2 separate regions of the Homo sapiens genome follow, and region 2 is linked to region 1. Evidence: read pairs that join two places in POLR2A ChIA-PET (ENCODE). Cell type or tissue: Panc1. All regions are shown on one strand.

What was found. Peaks named below come from ENCODE experiments on the same cell type or tissue, not always from the same donor. Only the 100,000 strongest peaks of a DNase experiment are listed, where the experiment ranks them.
Region 2: POLR2A ChIA-PET joins it to region 1 with 10 read pairs; 2 of 35 experiments call an interaction of 5 or more read pairs at or near these places.

The regions. Positions count from the first base shown.
Region 1 is chr6:92,836,428-92,844,427 of GRCh38, reverse strand. No RefSeq gene overlaps it. Among named protein-coding and RNA genes, the nearest start is that of LINC02531, 120 kb to the right of the region's middle. In Panc1, no CTCF peak of the experiment used is centred here; a DNase peak (open chromatin) is centred at 3,947.
Region 2 is chr6:92,478,375-92,486,374 of GRCh38, reverse strand. No RefSeq gene overlaps it. Among named protein-coding and RNA genes, the nearest start is that of LINC02531, 240 kb to the left of the region's middle. In Panc1, no CTCF peak of the experiment used is centred here; no DNase peak of the experiment used is centred here.

The DNA of each region.
Region 1 (8,000 bases):
CCTAAAAATTAATTCACATTAAATATAATTTTAAGGTATTGTTAGGTACATCATAATAAACATAAGCACTACTTACCCAATAATCCAACCACCAGTGATCAATCTATCTTCAAACAGATGGTGTCATGACAAATTAGACAAAATGTGGAAATCATGGCAAGATCCTAGGAAATGTAAACAGATGTTTACAGCACAATGATCATGATCACGTTCAATTTATGCATTCATAGAGTGCTGGTTCCTTCTGCCTCAAAGGGATATTTATTTTGTGAAAGGAGTTTTAATGCCTACATGGGTGTAATCAACAGGTCTCTCAACATTAAAAACACTTTTTGCTAATTGAAGCATCTTACATACTATAAATGTGTGTGTCTATAGGAAAGAGATATAACACATTTTCTCTGCTCAGACTTTACTCATATGTGTCATGTAATTTGGGCTTCACATTTCTTCAATTGAATTACACGCACACACACATGCACACACACACACAAATTGAACCTCAAGAAAACAAAAGTAATGTGATAATGTGGCTTTAATGTTTATCTTGTTTATTAGTTTTCTGGGGCTGTCATAACAAATTACCACAAATTGGGTGACAACACAACCGACGTTTATTCTCTCGCAATTCTGGAGTTCAGAAGTCTGAAATCAACATATTGTCAAGGCCATGCTGCCTCTAGATACTCTGCAAAAGAATCCATTCTTGCCTTTTCAGCTGCTTCTGGCTATAGGTATTCCTTTGCTTGTGACCACATCACCCTGAGCCCTGCCACTGCAGCTACTTTGCCTTTTCCCCTCCTCTCTTCTCTCTTGGCGTGTGTCTCAAAACTCTCTCTTATGAAAAGGCATGTGATTACATTTAGAGCTCACATGGATAATCCAGGATAAACTCCTCCTCTCTTAATTTAATCATATCTTTTGCCACAATATTCACAGCCTCCAGGGATTAAATCATGGACATATCTTTTTGGGGTCATCATTCAGCCCACTATGTCTCATCAGTTAAATTGTTGTAATGGAGCAGGTATGCAAGTTGTCCAGACTATAAATTGCAGTCCTTTTCACACTAAAATGATGTCCACAAAGCCATTTTTTTACAACCACTATTTATTTTACATCCAGCGTGCTTATTAAACTTATACCATGGATTTTACACTTCATTTTTAAATCTTTTCTCTTTCTTCTCTGATTCTAGAAGGACCATTTCTAATTCTAAGTAGGCAAATAGGAACTATTAGAGAGGGATAGGCACATGTGTTCTGAATGGTCAGGCAGGACTGACCTTAAAGAGAATTAAGACAGCAGCAAAGTCAAATACAAATATAAGAGCAAGTAGTTCAAAATCAGAGTTTTAAAAAGAGAGAGAGAGAGACAGAGAGAGAAACTCAGATAAAGAATATCATAGGGAAAAGCAAATGTTTAAATGTACAGGTTTATTGGGGAGAGTGAATAGCACTGCACCACTTGAAACTTCTCACCCAGATTGCTCCCTTCCTAGCCTTGCACATACTCGTTTGGTGGTATTCATGTCTTATACTGTGTTCTGTTCCTCATTGATATTTCTGGGGCTGTGATATCAGTAACTACAATTGCACTTCCATTGCAAACTGGAGGAAGAACATTTTATTTCATTTATGACTATATCTCAAAATGATGGTTGATATGTCAACTTGTCTAACTGGTATATCTTTTCTTCTAGACATGATACACAGGGAGCCCGAAGCACATTCTGTGCTTTGAGGTCCTTGCAAAGGCAATCAGACTTACAAAATGCTTTAAGTATCCCCTAAAAGGGCCTTGGGGACCCCCAGGCCAAAATAACAGTTATCAATAGAACTGTTATTTTGGTAGAAAAGTCAGTAATTAAATAAATAACCACACAAATTACTATCCAAAGACAGATTGTAGTAAGTGATCAGAGTGATTCTGGCTTCTGCGGCAATGTAATGTTAATGTTTATTTTATGAATGAAGTTTTAATGTTCATATGGAATAGGGAAAATGTGGAAGAAGGAGATCTAATTTAGATGGAGATCAAGGAAAACCCCTCTAAGGAGGAGGCACTGAACTTGAAGAATCATTAGGAGCTAGCTACAGAAAGTACCGGGTAGAGGAAGTATAATGTGCAGAAGCTTTGAAGGGGAAGGAGCTTGGCAGGCCTGAGGAACAGTGTGGCTGGCTCACCATGACTGAGGCAGCCAGAACATTTCAAGTTGAGCCTGGGAATGTGGACAAGGCTCAATAATCACAGGCCCTTGAGGATTTTAACAGCAATGGGAAGACACTGAAAGGTTTTATTCAAGACACTGACTTGACAGTTAAAAAGACTTCTTTGACTGTTTGGGGGAAAATAGATTGAAGGGTTATGAGTGCAGACAGAAAGCCCATTTAGGAAGCAATTTTGTGAAAAATATAATCATTGCTTGGATTAAGGTAATAGTAACAGAAATGAAGCATTTAAAAATATATCTTTAATATAGAATCCTTGTGAATAATGGACTAGGTTGTTGAGGCTGACCTCCAGATGGCATTCATAACCAAGAAAGTAGAGGTGCTTTATACTGAGATACACTGTCATGACTTGATTAATGACAGGGATACATTCTGAGAAATGCATCGGTGGGTGATTTTGTTGTGCAAACGTTATAGAGTATACTTTATATAATACAAATCTAGATGGTATAGCCCACTATATACCTAGGCTATCTGGTATAGGTTATTCCTCCTACGCAATGAACCTGTACATCATGTTACAGTACTGAATGCTCCAGGTAATTGTAATACAATGCTAAGTATTTGTGTTTCTAAGCATAGAAAAGGTACTGAAAAAATATGGTATAAAAGATTTAAAAATGGTGCACCTGCATAGGGCACACACCATGAATAGGGCTTACAGGACTGGAATTTGCTCTAAGTGAGTGTGTGTGTAGTGAGTGAATGTGAAGGCCTAAGACATTACTGTCCACTACTGTAGACTTTATAAAGGCTGTACACCTAGGCTATCCTAAATTTATAAAAAATAATTTTTCTTCAATAAGTTAACCTTAGCTTACTGTAACTTTTTAAATTTATGCTTTTGAATGTTTCTAAATATTTTGACTCTTTTTTTTTTTTTTTTGAGACAGACTCTTGCTCTGTCACCCAGGCTGGAGTGCAGTGGCGCAATCTCAGCTCACTGCAACCTCCGCCTCCTGGGTTCAAGTGATTCTCCTGTCTCAGCCTCCTGAGAAGCTGGGACTACAGAAGTGCGCCACCACGTCTGGTGAATATATATATATATATTAATAGAGATGGGATTTCACCATGTTGGCCAGGATGGTCTCGCTCTCCTGACCTCGTGAGCCACCCACCTCAGCCTCCCAAGTTGCTGGGATTACAGGGGTGAGCCACCACGCCCGGCCACTGTTTGACTCTTTTTTAATCATACAGCTTAAAACACAAACATCGTACAGCTGTACAAAAATATTTTGTCTTTATATCCTTATTCTATAAGCTTTATATAAATATATATATATTACTTTTTAAACTTTTGTTTTTGTTAAAAACTAAGACACAAACACATATATTAACCTAGGCCTATACATGGTCAAGATCATCAACATCCTTGTCTTCCGCCTCCACATCTTGTCTAACTTTAAGGCCTTCAGGGGCAATAACATGCATTGAGCTGTCATTTCCTGTGATAACAATGCCTTCTTCTGAAATGCCTTCTGAAAGAACTGCCAGAGGCTATTTTACAGTTAACTTTGGAAGGAGTACACCCTAAAATAAGCATCAAAAGTATACTATAGTGGATACATAAAGCAGTAACATTGTCATTTGTTATCATTATCAAATATGTATTGTACATAATTGTACAGTATGTGCCATACTTTTATTCAACTGGCATCACAGTTGATTTGTTTACACCAGGATCACCACAAACATGTGAGTCATGCATTGCACTACATTACCATGGTTATGATGTCACTAGGCAATAGGAAATTTTTCAGCTATATTATTATCTTACGGATCACTGTCTTACACGTGGCCCATGGTTGACTGAAACATTCTTATACATCGCATGACTGTAAATGAAGTGAGTAGCAACAAATTGGGGAGAAAACAAAGAGTTCTTTCAGATATGTTAAGTTTGAGGTATATGTGAGACTTTTAAGTACAGATGTCAAGTAGGAAGCTAGGGTCTGGAGTTGCAAAGATGAGTCCAGACTGGAGAGATGAAAGCGTTCTGCCTAGAAAATTTGCAGAGCCAAAGGGGATGATGGAGGTTTGCATACTGTGTGCATAAGTTAAACTAAGACACTGCTAAATAGAATACGTTCTCCCCTACTACCTTGACAAATATGCCTTCATAATGACAAAATATAAAAGTTATGTTATAAAGTTATATATATAAAGCCATAGTTTTTACATTAGTAAAAGTTATCAGAGATATCAAAGGTGACTGAAAGTTGGAAAAATAACTCAAGTCACTGAATTTCATTATTATTGCACATTTTTGGGTACTCTTTTGAAGGCCTAACAACTTTTTAATTAATAGTGTAACAAAGATATATGTACTTAATAAATTAATATATATTTATTCAGTTAAAATTATTTTTGACAACAGTGATAATTATGTGTCATCATTTTAAATATAATTTATATTTTATTATTAGTGACATCAAACTATACTAGCTTTCTATCAGCTGATGTTGTAGCAACTGGAATTAAGATATGAAATCATGAATTTTACATATCATAATACAGAACATATTATAAAATATACATGGTTGTCAAGTATAGCAAGATATTTACCACTTCTTAATATAGTATCTAGTTCCATATATTATTTCTTAATCTCTTCTTTTTTCAGTGTTCTAATGCTTGAATGTTACAAAGAAAACAAAAATTAGTGGCTTATTGGGTTGATATAATGCCTCATTGAGTTCAAATATCTCTTCAGTCAAATTACACTATCAGTAATGACTACAAAATAGTCCTATGAAAATTAATTGTGGACTTACTTGTATGTGAATCTTTTTTCTCACAGTCACACAAATGTTTTTATTTTCTGGTCCTAAATTCTGTATATTTTTGGATTGCCACTTTTGTTGTCTATTTTACACATATTTTGTCTCAATTTAGAAAAAACTCAATAAATTTTAATTATTTTTAAAGTAAAATAATCAGTTACATCTCTTTTCTTGTGAGCCTTCGCTAACAATGTCAAGCAACAGATCATATTCTAAAACTCTAGAGTGTTACCATAAATTCAAGATGAATTTCATTTCCTTTCAAAGACCCTGCACTCCATAGGAGGATCTTCTGTTGTTTGGTCTCCTTGTGCATCTCATAGCTTGGTTTCACTAATCTAACAGCTTCAGTGTCACTGGGTCAGTGTTCCCAATCAAGAATGATTATTAGATTAAATTTAATATGTATTCTAGCAAAATTCCCTATCTTTTGGCAGATTCTGAAAACATGTTTCAAAGTATTTCATCTCTTTGGTATAGTTGGGGACTTTTCTCCTAGTAAGAAATGTGTATTATGCACAATACATGGCATAAAGAATCCCTAAGGAGTTTCACCAAAAATACAATTTCTTACACTGTTTATTAACTAATTATGCTGGTGCTTTTACCATAGGCTTGTCCTTGACAATATCTTAAATTATATAAACAAAGCTGACTTTCAAATTTTACTGAACCCTTTTAAATATTTCATAAATACAATATTTTGCCATTCTTATAATTCTATGCTCCATTGATTTTCCATTGCCTAAAGAATAATGTCTAAATCCCTTCTTCACTTTCATAGATCTTCCTAATTTTATCATAGCCCACTTTCTACCTCATGTGTCTTTGATATCGGTATATTCCTGGGCTAGATGACCACAGTAGTTCTTTCTAACGCTAAAATAATATAATTTCATTTCCCTGGAATATAATTGAAGATCAGGATTGATAAGGAGACAGTAATTGAAGTTTTAGCTATTTTTTATAACTTTAGTCTGACTATAAGTAAAATGTTCCATCTTAGATGCTGAGAAGCTTATACTAAGTATATCAAGCTGTAATCTCTACCCTCTGAGAGATACTGGAACCCTGAAAGGTTATTGAGAAGCTATAAATGGGCAATTGCTCAGAATTATTTTAAAAAGGAGAGTTTTGTGTTAATTTCTGGCATACTCAGAAAAGGAGATTACCGGATGTTTGGGAATATTTAGTAAAATAGAAACATTAACAGACATCATCATTGCTTCAATATGAACGAATATGTGAGACTAATACTCATTCTCTTTTTTTATTTATTAAAATTATTTGCCTGATAGTTTGGGCTGGATTTTAATGAAAATAATCACATATGCCTTCAATTATTAAAAAACATTTTTTTAAATTTTAACCTACATATGGTGATATTGCTACTTAATGATACAGTTGGAGATAGAATGTGTTTTGAGATTGCTGGCTCAGTGAGACCATGTTTATCTTTGCACTTGGATACTGTGGCTGTTTTAGTGGATGTCTTCAACTTCTTTGTAACTCCTCCCATCAAAAGGTGAAAAACAGAAAATGTACCTAAGGAATTGGATGATCTAACTGAGACTTCCAGGCAGAGTGTGTAAAGTGCTGACCAGTTTCTTCTAGTTGCTTAATAGTAAAATGTGAGAGGAGAGAAAGAAGCTAAAGAAAGAGCTGTTAAGTAAAAAGGGGCCTGAGCTTGTTGGGCTAAAAAATAAAGTGGTTTCTTATTTCTAGACTCTATAAATTGCAAAGATACCATAAGTAAGAAACTGCTTCCAGGCAAAGATAAAATCGAGGGAACTCTCAGAAAAACATGATCTAGATCAGTGATCCCCAATCTTTTTGGCACCATGGACGGGGGCAAAGTGGGAGAGGATGGTGTCGGGATGAAACTGCTTCATCTCATAAGGAGCGCACAACCTTGCATGTGAAGACAGTTCACAATAGGGTTTGCGCTGCTATGAGAATCTAATGCAGCTGCTGATCTGATGGGAGGCAGAGCTCATGCTGTAATGCTCTCTCACTCACCGCTCACCTCCTGCTGTGCAGCCCCCTTTATAACAGGCCATGGATCACTACTGGTCTGAGGCCCTGGGATTGGGGACCCCTTGTCTAGATATAAAACCAAGGATCTAACTGTAAAACTCCTTGTTAGGACCCCTGAAAGATTTAAGGGGGTGCCTTGTAGACCCTTTCAAACAGACAAAAGGTCTTCCAAGAATCTGGAGAGCATTGTCCCCACAGCACTACTGCAGGAAACCTAAGTGAAACAAGACTTATCTTGAGATTTTTCGAAGAGGTAGCTTTTGTCTAATAATTTTTATTTAAAAAATTGTATCGGCAGCTGGGCGTGGTGGCTTATGCCTGTCATCTCAGCACTTTGGGAGGCTGAGGCGGGTGGATCACGATGTCAGGAGATTGAGACCATCCTGGTCAACATGATGAAACCCCGTCTCTACTAAAATAGAAAAAAAATTAGCTGGGCGTGGTGGTGCATAACTGTAGTCCCAGCTAATTGCGAGGCTGAGGCAGGGGAATTGCTTGAACCTGGGAGGCGGAGGTTGCAGTGAGCCGAGATCACGCCACTGCAATCCAGCCTGGTGACAGAGTGAGACTCTGTCTCAAAAAAAAGAAAAGTGCATCAGCTTGAACTAAAAGGGACAGAGATGTTAAAAAGTAAAATGAGTCCCTTGAACTCTTGAAATATTATGGGCAATAAAAGGACTAAGAAAAGTACTCAGGTGGAAGCACTGGCCGTATTTTACATAAAAGGAAGCATGACTCAAGGGATGGAGCCCAGAGCCTAGAGAGCAGTATGAAGAATTTTTGATAACTGTCCCCAGAAATTAGAAATGGCAATGTGTCTTGCTGGAATTCAGTATTGCTATGGACCAGTGACTACTGTATGCCTTCTGCTCTTTTATTTCTTTGAGTGGGCATGTCTATAGTGGTTATCCTATGCCTGTCCTACCATTGTATGTTGGGTATATGA
Region 2 (8,000 bases), 360 kb after region 1:
GTTAAATGTTCAATCAGAAAGAACAGAACATTAATGAGCTGTAAGACATCATCTGAAAGTACAAAACTCACTCGTAACAGTAAGTACACAGAAAAATATGGAATATTATAACACTGTAGCTGTTGTATGTAAACTACTCCTCTTATGTAGAAAGCATAAAGATGAGTCAATAAAAATAACTACAACACTTTTCAAGACATAAACAATACAATAAGATATAAATAGAAACAATAAAAAGTAAAAAACTTGGAGGACAAAGTTAAGGCATAGAGCTTTTATTAGTTTTCTTTTTTGTTTTTTTTTTTGCTTGTTTGTTTATGTAAACAGTGTTAGGTTGTTTCAGCTTAAAATAATAGGTTATAAGATAGATTTTGCAAGCCTCATGGTAAATTTAAACCAAAAAATATACAATAAACATACTAAAAATAAAAAACAAATAACTAAATCTTATCACCAGAGAGAATTACTTTCACTAAAAGGAAGACAGGAAGGAAAGAAAGAAGGAAAAGAAGACCACAAAACAACCCAAAGGCAAATGATAAGATGTCAGGGTGAAAATATATAAATGTCCTTATTTAATAATTACATTGAATGTAAATGGACTAAACACTACAAGCAAAAGTGACAGGGTGGCTTAATTGACAAAACGATAAGACCCAATGTTCTGTTGCCTACAAGAACATATTTCATCTGCAGATACACACATAAACTGAAAATAAAGCAATGGAAAATATATTACAAGCCAATGGAAACCAAAGAGAACGGGAGTAGTTATATCAGACAAAACAGATTTTAAGACAAGGTCACTATATAATGACAAAGAGGACGATTCAGCAGAGGCTATAACAATTTTAAATATATATGCACCCAACGGTGCAGCACCCAGATCTATAAAGCAAATATTATTAGACCTAAAGAGAGAGTTAGATCACAATACAATAATAGCTGAAGAATCCAACACTCCACTTTCAGCATTAGACAAATCTCCCAGACAAATATTCAACGAAGAAATATTGGACTTAATCTGCACTATAGACCAAATGGACCTAATGGATATTTACAGAACATTTTATCCAATGGCTACAGAATACACATTAGTCTTCTCAGCACATGAATCATTCTCAAGGATAGAATATACATTAGGTGACAAAACAAAATAATTGATATAATATCAAGCATCTTCTCTGACCACACAGTGGAATAAAACTAGAAATTAATAACAGGAGGAATTTTGGAAACTAAAATCACGTGAAAACTAAAATAATATGTTCCTGAATAAAGTAGGTCAATGAAAAAATAAAGAAGAAAATTTTAAAAACTTATTGAAACAAATGATAATGGAAATACAACACAACAAAACCTATAGGATACAGCAAAAGCAGTGTTAAGAACATAGTTTATAGCTATAAGTACATATATCTAAAAAGAGAACAACTTACAGTAAAAAACCTAACAACTCATCTTAAGGAACTAGAAAAGCAAGAGCAAACCAAACCGAAAATTAGTAGAAGAAAATAAATAATAAAGATAGAGTTGAAATAAATGTAATTGAAATGAAGAAAACAATACAAAAGATCAATGAAACTAAATGTTGGTTTTCTGAAAAGTTAAATAAAATTGACAAATCCTTAGCCACACTAACGAGGGACAAAGAGAGAAGATTTGAATAAATAATCTCAGAGATGAAAAATGAGACGTTATAATTGATAACATGGGAATTCAAAGGAACATTAGTAGCTACTATGAGCAATTAAGTTGGAAATTCTAGAAGAAGTGGAGAAATTTTTAGACAAATACAACCTACCAAGATTCAACCCCAAATAAATAGACAAATTCATAAATACATACAACCTATGAAGCCTGAACCAGGAAGAAATCCAAAATCTGAACAGACAAATAACAAGTAACAAGATCAAAGCTGTAATAAAAAGTCTCCCTGTAAAGAAAATGTGGGACCTGATGGCCTCATTGCTGAATTCTAACAAGCGTTTAAAGAAGAACAAATACCACTTCTACTCAAACTATTGAAAAAAATATAGACAAGGAATGAATACTTGCATACTCTCTGTACAAGGTCAGTTTTACTCTGATACAAAAACAAGAAAAAGGCACATCAAAAAACAAAACAAAACAAAACAAAAAAACTACAGGCCAGTAGCTCTGGTGAATATTGCTGCAAAAATCCTCAACAAAATACTAGCAAACTAAGTATGTCGAACATTAAAAAGATCACTCATCATGACAAAGTGGGATTTATTCCTGGGATGCAAGGATGGCTCAACATATGCAAATCAATCAGTGCGATGCATCATATCAACAGAATGAAGTAAAAAAGCTATATGATCATTTCAACTGATGCTGAAAAAGCATTTCATAAAATTCAACATTCCCTCATAATAAAAACCCTCAAAAAACTAGGTATAGAAGGAACATGGCCAGGTGTGGTGGCTCATGACTGTAATCCTAGCACTTTGGAAGGCAAAGGCAGAAGGATTGCTTGAGTCAAGGAATTCAAGGCAGCCCGGCAATATAGTGAGACCTCATCTCTACAAAACATACAAAAAATTATCTGGGCATGGCGACACGTGCCTGTAGTCTCAGCTACTTTGGAGGTTGAGGTGGGAAGATCATTTGATCCTGGGAGCTGGTGGTTGCAGTGAGCCAACATTGCACCACTGCACTCCAGCAGAGTGAAATTCTTTCTTAAAAACAAAAGAAGGACTATATACGTCAACATAATAAAAGTCATGTATCACAAACCCACAGCATATATATCATAGTGAATGGGGAAAAACTGAAAGCTTTTCCTTTAAACTCTGGTACATGACAAGGATTCCCACTTTAACCGATGTTATTCAACATAGTGCCGGAAGTTCTAGCTAGAGGAATCAGAAAAGAGAAGGAAATAAAGGGCATCCAAATTGGAAACAAGTCCAATTATCCTTGTTTACAGATGATATGATCTTATATTTGGATAAACCTAAAGACTCAAAAAAATAAAAAAAAAGATTAGAACTGATAAACAATTTCAGTAAAGCTGTAGAGTACAGAATCAACATACAAATAACAGTAGCATTTCTATATGTCAATGGGGAACAATCTGAAAAAGGAATGAAAAAGGTAATCCCATTTTCAATAACCATAAATAAAAATCAATCTTAGGAATTAATTTAACCAAAAAAGTGAAAGATCTCTACAATGAATACTATAAAACACTTATAAAAGAATTTAAAGAGGGTACCAAAATAATGGAAAGATATTCCATGTTCATGGATTAAAAGAATCAACATTGTTAAAATGTCCTATTACCCAAAGTGTTCTACAGATTGACTGCAATCCCTATCAAAATACACATGACAGTCTTTACAGAAATAGAAAAAACAATCCTCTAATTTATGTGAATATAAAGAAAAGCAACCAACACAGAATATCAAAAGTTATTTTAAGCAAAAAGAATAAAACTGAAAGAATTACATTATCTGACTTCAAATTACACTACTGAGCTATAGTAGCCAAAACAGCATAGTACTGACATAAAAACAGACACATAGACCAATAGCACAATATAAAGAACCTAGAAACAAATCCACATACCTACAGTGGACTGATGTTTGACAAAGGTGCCAAATACATACATTGGGGAAAAGACAGTCTCTTCAATAAATGGTGCTGGGAAAACTGGGTGTTCATATGCAGAAGAATGAAACTAGACCCCTATCCCTTGCCATATACAAAAGTAAAATCAAAATGTATAAAAGACATAAGTCTAAGACCTCAAACAGTGAAAATACTAAAAGAAAACTTGGAACAAACTATCTAGGACATTGGTCTGGTCAATTGAATAATATTCCATAAGGACAGGAGACCAAAGCAAACACGAACAAATGAGATCACACCAAGTTAAAATGTTTCTGCACAGCTAAGGAAGCAGTCATCAAAGTGGAGGGACAACCTACGCAATGGGAGAAATATTTTGCAAATAACCCATCTGACAAGGGATTAATAATCAGGACATATAAGCAGTTCAAACAACTCTTTAGGAAAAAATCTAATAATTGAATTAAAAATTGGCAAAAGATGTGGATAGACATTTCTCAGAAGAAGACCTACAAATGGCAAACAGGCATATGAAAAGGTGGCCAACATCGTTGACCATCAGAGAAATGAAAATCAAAACTACAATCAGATGTCATCTCACCCCAGGTAAAATGGCTTATATCCAAAAGTCAGGTAACAAGTAATGCTGACAAGGACATCGAGAAAAGGTAATCCTCATACACTGTTGGTGGGAATGAAAATTAATATAACCAATGTGAAGAATGCTTTGCAGGCTCCTCAGAAAACTAAAAATAGAGCTGCTATGTGATCCAGCAATCCTACTGCTGTACACACCCAAAAGAAAGGAACTCAGTATATCAAAGAGACATCTGCACTCTCATGTTTGTTGCAGCACTCTTCACAATAGCCAAGATTTGGAAGCAACCTAAGTGGCCAGGAACAGATGAATGGATAAAGAAAATGTGGTACTTATACACAATGGAGTACTACTCAAACATAAAAATAAATGAGATTCAGTCATTTGCAACAACATGAATGGGACGGGACATCATTATTTTAAATGCAATGAGCTAGGCACAGAAAGACACACATCACGTGTTCTCACTTATTAGTAGGATGTAAAAATCAAAGCAACTGAACTCATGGTTAATGGATTAAAAAATTAACTAGAAAGATTAAAACCTAGTATTTCATAGCACAACATGGTGACTATAGTCAATAACAATTTAATTGTACATTTTAAAATACATAAAGAATATAATTGAATTATTTGTACCACAAAAGATAAATGCTTTAGGGGATGTATACCCTATTTTCTATGATGTTTTATTATGCATTTATATGCCTGTATCAAAACATTTTATGTACCCCCTAAGAATATATACCTACTATGTACCCAAAAAACTTTTAAAAAGGCAATAAAACTATGAAAAGAAATCAGAAAAATAGAAAACAGTAGAGAAAATTTAATAAAAACAACTTAATTTACAAATATCAAAAACATTGATAAATTTTAGATGAGCTAATAAAGAAAAATAGATTTAAAAAATTCCAGTGTAAGAAATAAAAGAGAAGACAGGTTGTACACATGTAACATTTTACCATCAAATTTGAAAACTTAGGTAAAAATATACAAATAACTTGAAAAAGACAATTTATCAAAACTGATATAACAAGAAATAGAAAAATCTAAGTATACATATCAATTACAAACATTTTAATTACCAAAAACCTTCTCATTAAGAAAACTCTAGGCCCAGATCATTTCACTCTAAATTTAACGTGTAAAGAAGTTAAAATGCAAATCTTATATAAACTCTCACATAATACCTTCTTATCTTATGAGACCAATATGACATCAAAACTAAAAATTTTTTGAAAATTGCAATATAAATTAATTATCATGAACTTACATGCAAAATACTTAATAAAATTCTAGCAGATTGAATCTGGCAATTTATAAAAGGATAAACTCCACTGGGGTCTATTCCAAGAATGTTAGTTTGCTTAAATACTCAAAAACTGATTGCTACAATTGATATTCTTGTAGAAATAATGATTTCTTAGTTTTGATATTTTACCATGATTAGGTAAGTTACTAACATTAGGGAAATTTGAGTGAAGAGCATAGAAGTTGTCATTGGACTATCTTTGAAACTCTTCTGTAAGTCTAAAATTATTTTAAAATAAAAAATGTAAAAAATAATGAATATAATTTACCAATATTACAGAATAAAGAGAAAAAATGTATAATCCTTCCAATAAATGCAAAAAGCTTTTGACAGAATTTACTACCCGTTAATACTAAGGTCTCTCTGAAAATATCCTTAGAAGGGAACTTCTTCAATTTGGTAAAGGGCATTCATAAAACATCTATGACTAACATCTTGATTGGGATGATGGTTTCACAGTGTACATATTCATTAAAAGCCATTAAACTATACACTTAAGATGTGTGATTTCATTTTATGTAAAGTTACTTCAAATTATATATGTGCCTATGTATATGTCTCAGTATGTATGGGTGTGAATATACATGGATGTATCTAATCCAATTTTTGTCTTATATGCCAGATATATTTGGTTGATTAACACAGTGTCACTAAAATGATCATTTTGTAGGGAATATTTGGCAGAAGCTTCAATCCTAAAAAGTATGCTTACTCCACTTCCTTGCAGCTGGAGCTCTATATGAAAATGTAGCTTCACCAATTTCTGCATCTGTTTCTGATGGCAAGCAGGCTAATGGAGACAGACATTTTAAGAGTCAGTTGCAGCAGCTGACCTCAGCATTCCTGTCTAGTTATTAGCTTCCTGTGTGTTCAGCAGCTAATCTGTCTGCCGCAATGAATTGGTTTCTTCTCCATGGATCTTAACTACTATACAAATGTGGTACACCTTGAAGTAAATAGTCAATTCTTAAAGTTCTTTAAGCAAAATAAAAGACATTCTCTTTTTTTTCCTCTGTTTATGTTTATATCATCATTCTTTGTTTATAATACCTCATGATAAATATTGGATGAATTGTCTTACAAATTTTAATTATATATGCCTAGACAACTAAACCTGTTGTGATATTTGTTTTTTTAATTTTATTAGAGAGTTTATTAAAACAGTGTTAGGTTCACAACAAAATCGAACAGAAGGTGTAGAGATTACTCATATAGCTCTTTCCCCCACCTAAGAAAAAAATCTTGCACCACACTGGCATATTTGATACAATTGATGAACATACATTGACACATTGTTATTACCCAAATTTTATTGTTTACATTATAGTATATTCTTGGTGTTGTACCTTCTAGTATCATATAGAGTAGTTTCACCACCCTAAAACTCCTCTGTGCCTGCCTCCTAACCCCTCCTAAACCTTGATTTTTTTGTTTTGTTTTGTTTTTGTTTTTGAGACAGGGTCTCACTCTGTTGCCTTGGGTGGAATGCAGTGGTGCGTTCTCAGCTCACTGCAAATTCTGCCTCACAGTTGGGCTCAAGCGATCCTTCTACCTCAGCATCTCAAGTAGTTGGGACCACAGGTGTGTGCCACCACACTGGCCTAATCTTCTGTATTTTTGGTAGAGGCAGGGTTTTGCCATGTTGCCCAGGCTGATCTCAAACTCCTGATTTCAAGTGATTCAGCCTCCTTGGCCTCCCAAAGTGCTGGAATGACAGGCATGAACCGCTGCCCCAGCCAACCTTTATCTTTTTAGTGTCTACTTAGTTATGCCTTTTGCAGAATATCAGATAGTTGGAATCATAAAACATGTAGCATTTGCATATTGGCTTCTTTCATGTACATGAATTTAAGTTTCTTCTTTACCATTTTGTGGGTTGATAGCTCATTTCTCTTTATCACTGCCTAATATTCCATCGTCTAGATGAATTAAGTTTGTTTATTCATTCACCTACTGAAGGACATCTTGTTGTTTCCAAGTGTTGGCAATAATAAATAATGCAGCTATCAACATCCATGTGTGGGTTTTTGTGTGGATGTAAGTTTTTAATTCATTTGAATAAATAATAAGTGCAACTGTATTGTTTACTAAGTGTATGTTTAGTTTAGAAAGAAACTGCCAATCTGTTTTCAAAGTGGTTGTACCATTGTGCATTTCCACCATAAATGATTGTTTCTGTTGCTACAATTTTTTGTCAGCATTTGGTGTTGTGTTTCGAATTTTGCCAATTCTAATAGGTATTTCTATCCTGTTTTAATTTGCAATTTGTACTTGATGTTGAGCACTTTTTCATTTGTTTATTTGTCGTCTGTATATCTTCTTTGGTGAGGTATCTGCTCAGATTTTTTTGCCCATTTTTCGATTAGGTTGTTCATTGTCTTATTGTTGAGTTTTAGGAGTTCTTTGGATATTTTAGAAAACAGTATTTTATTAGATATGTTTTTTTTTTTACAAATGTTTCCTTCCGGTGTGTGGCTTGTTTTCTCATTC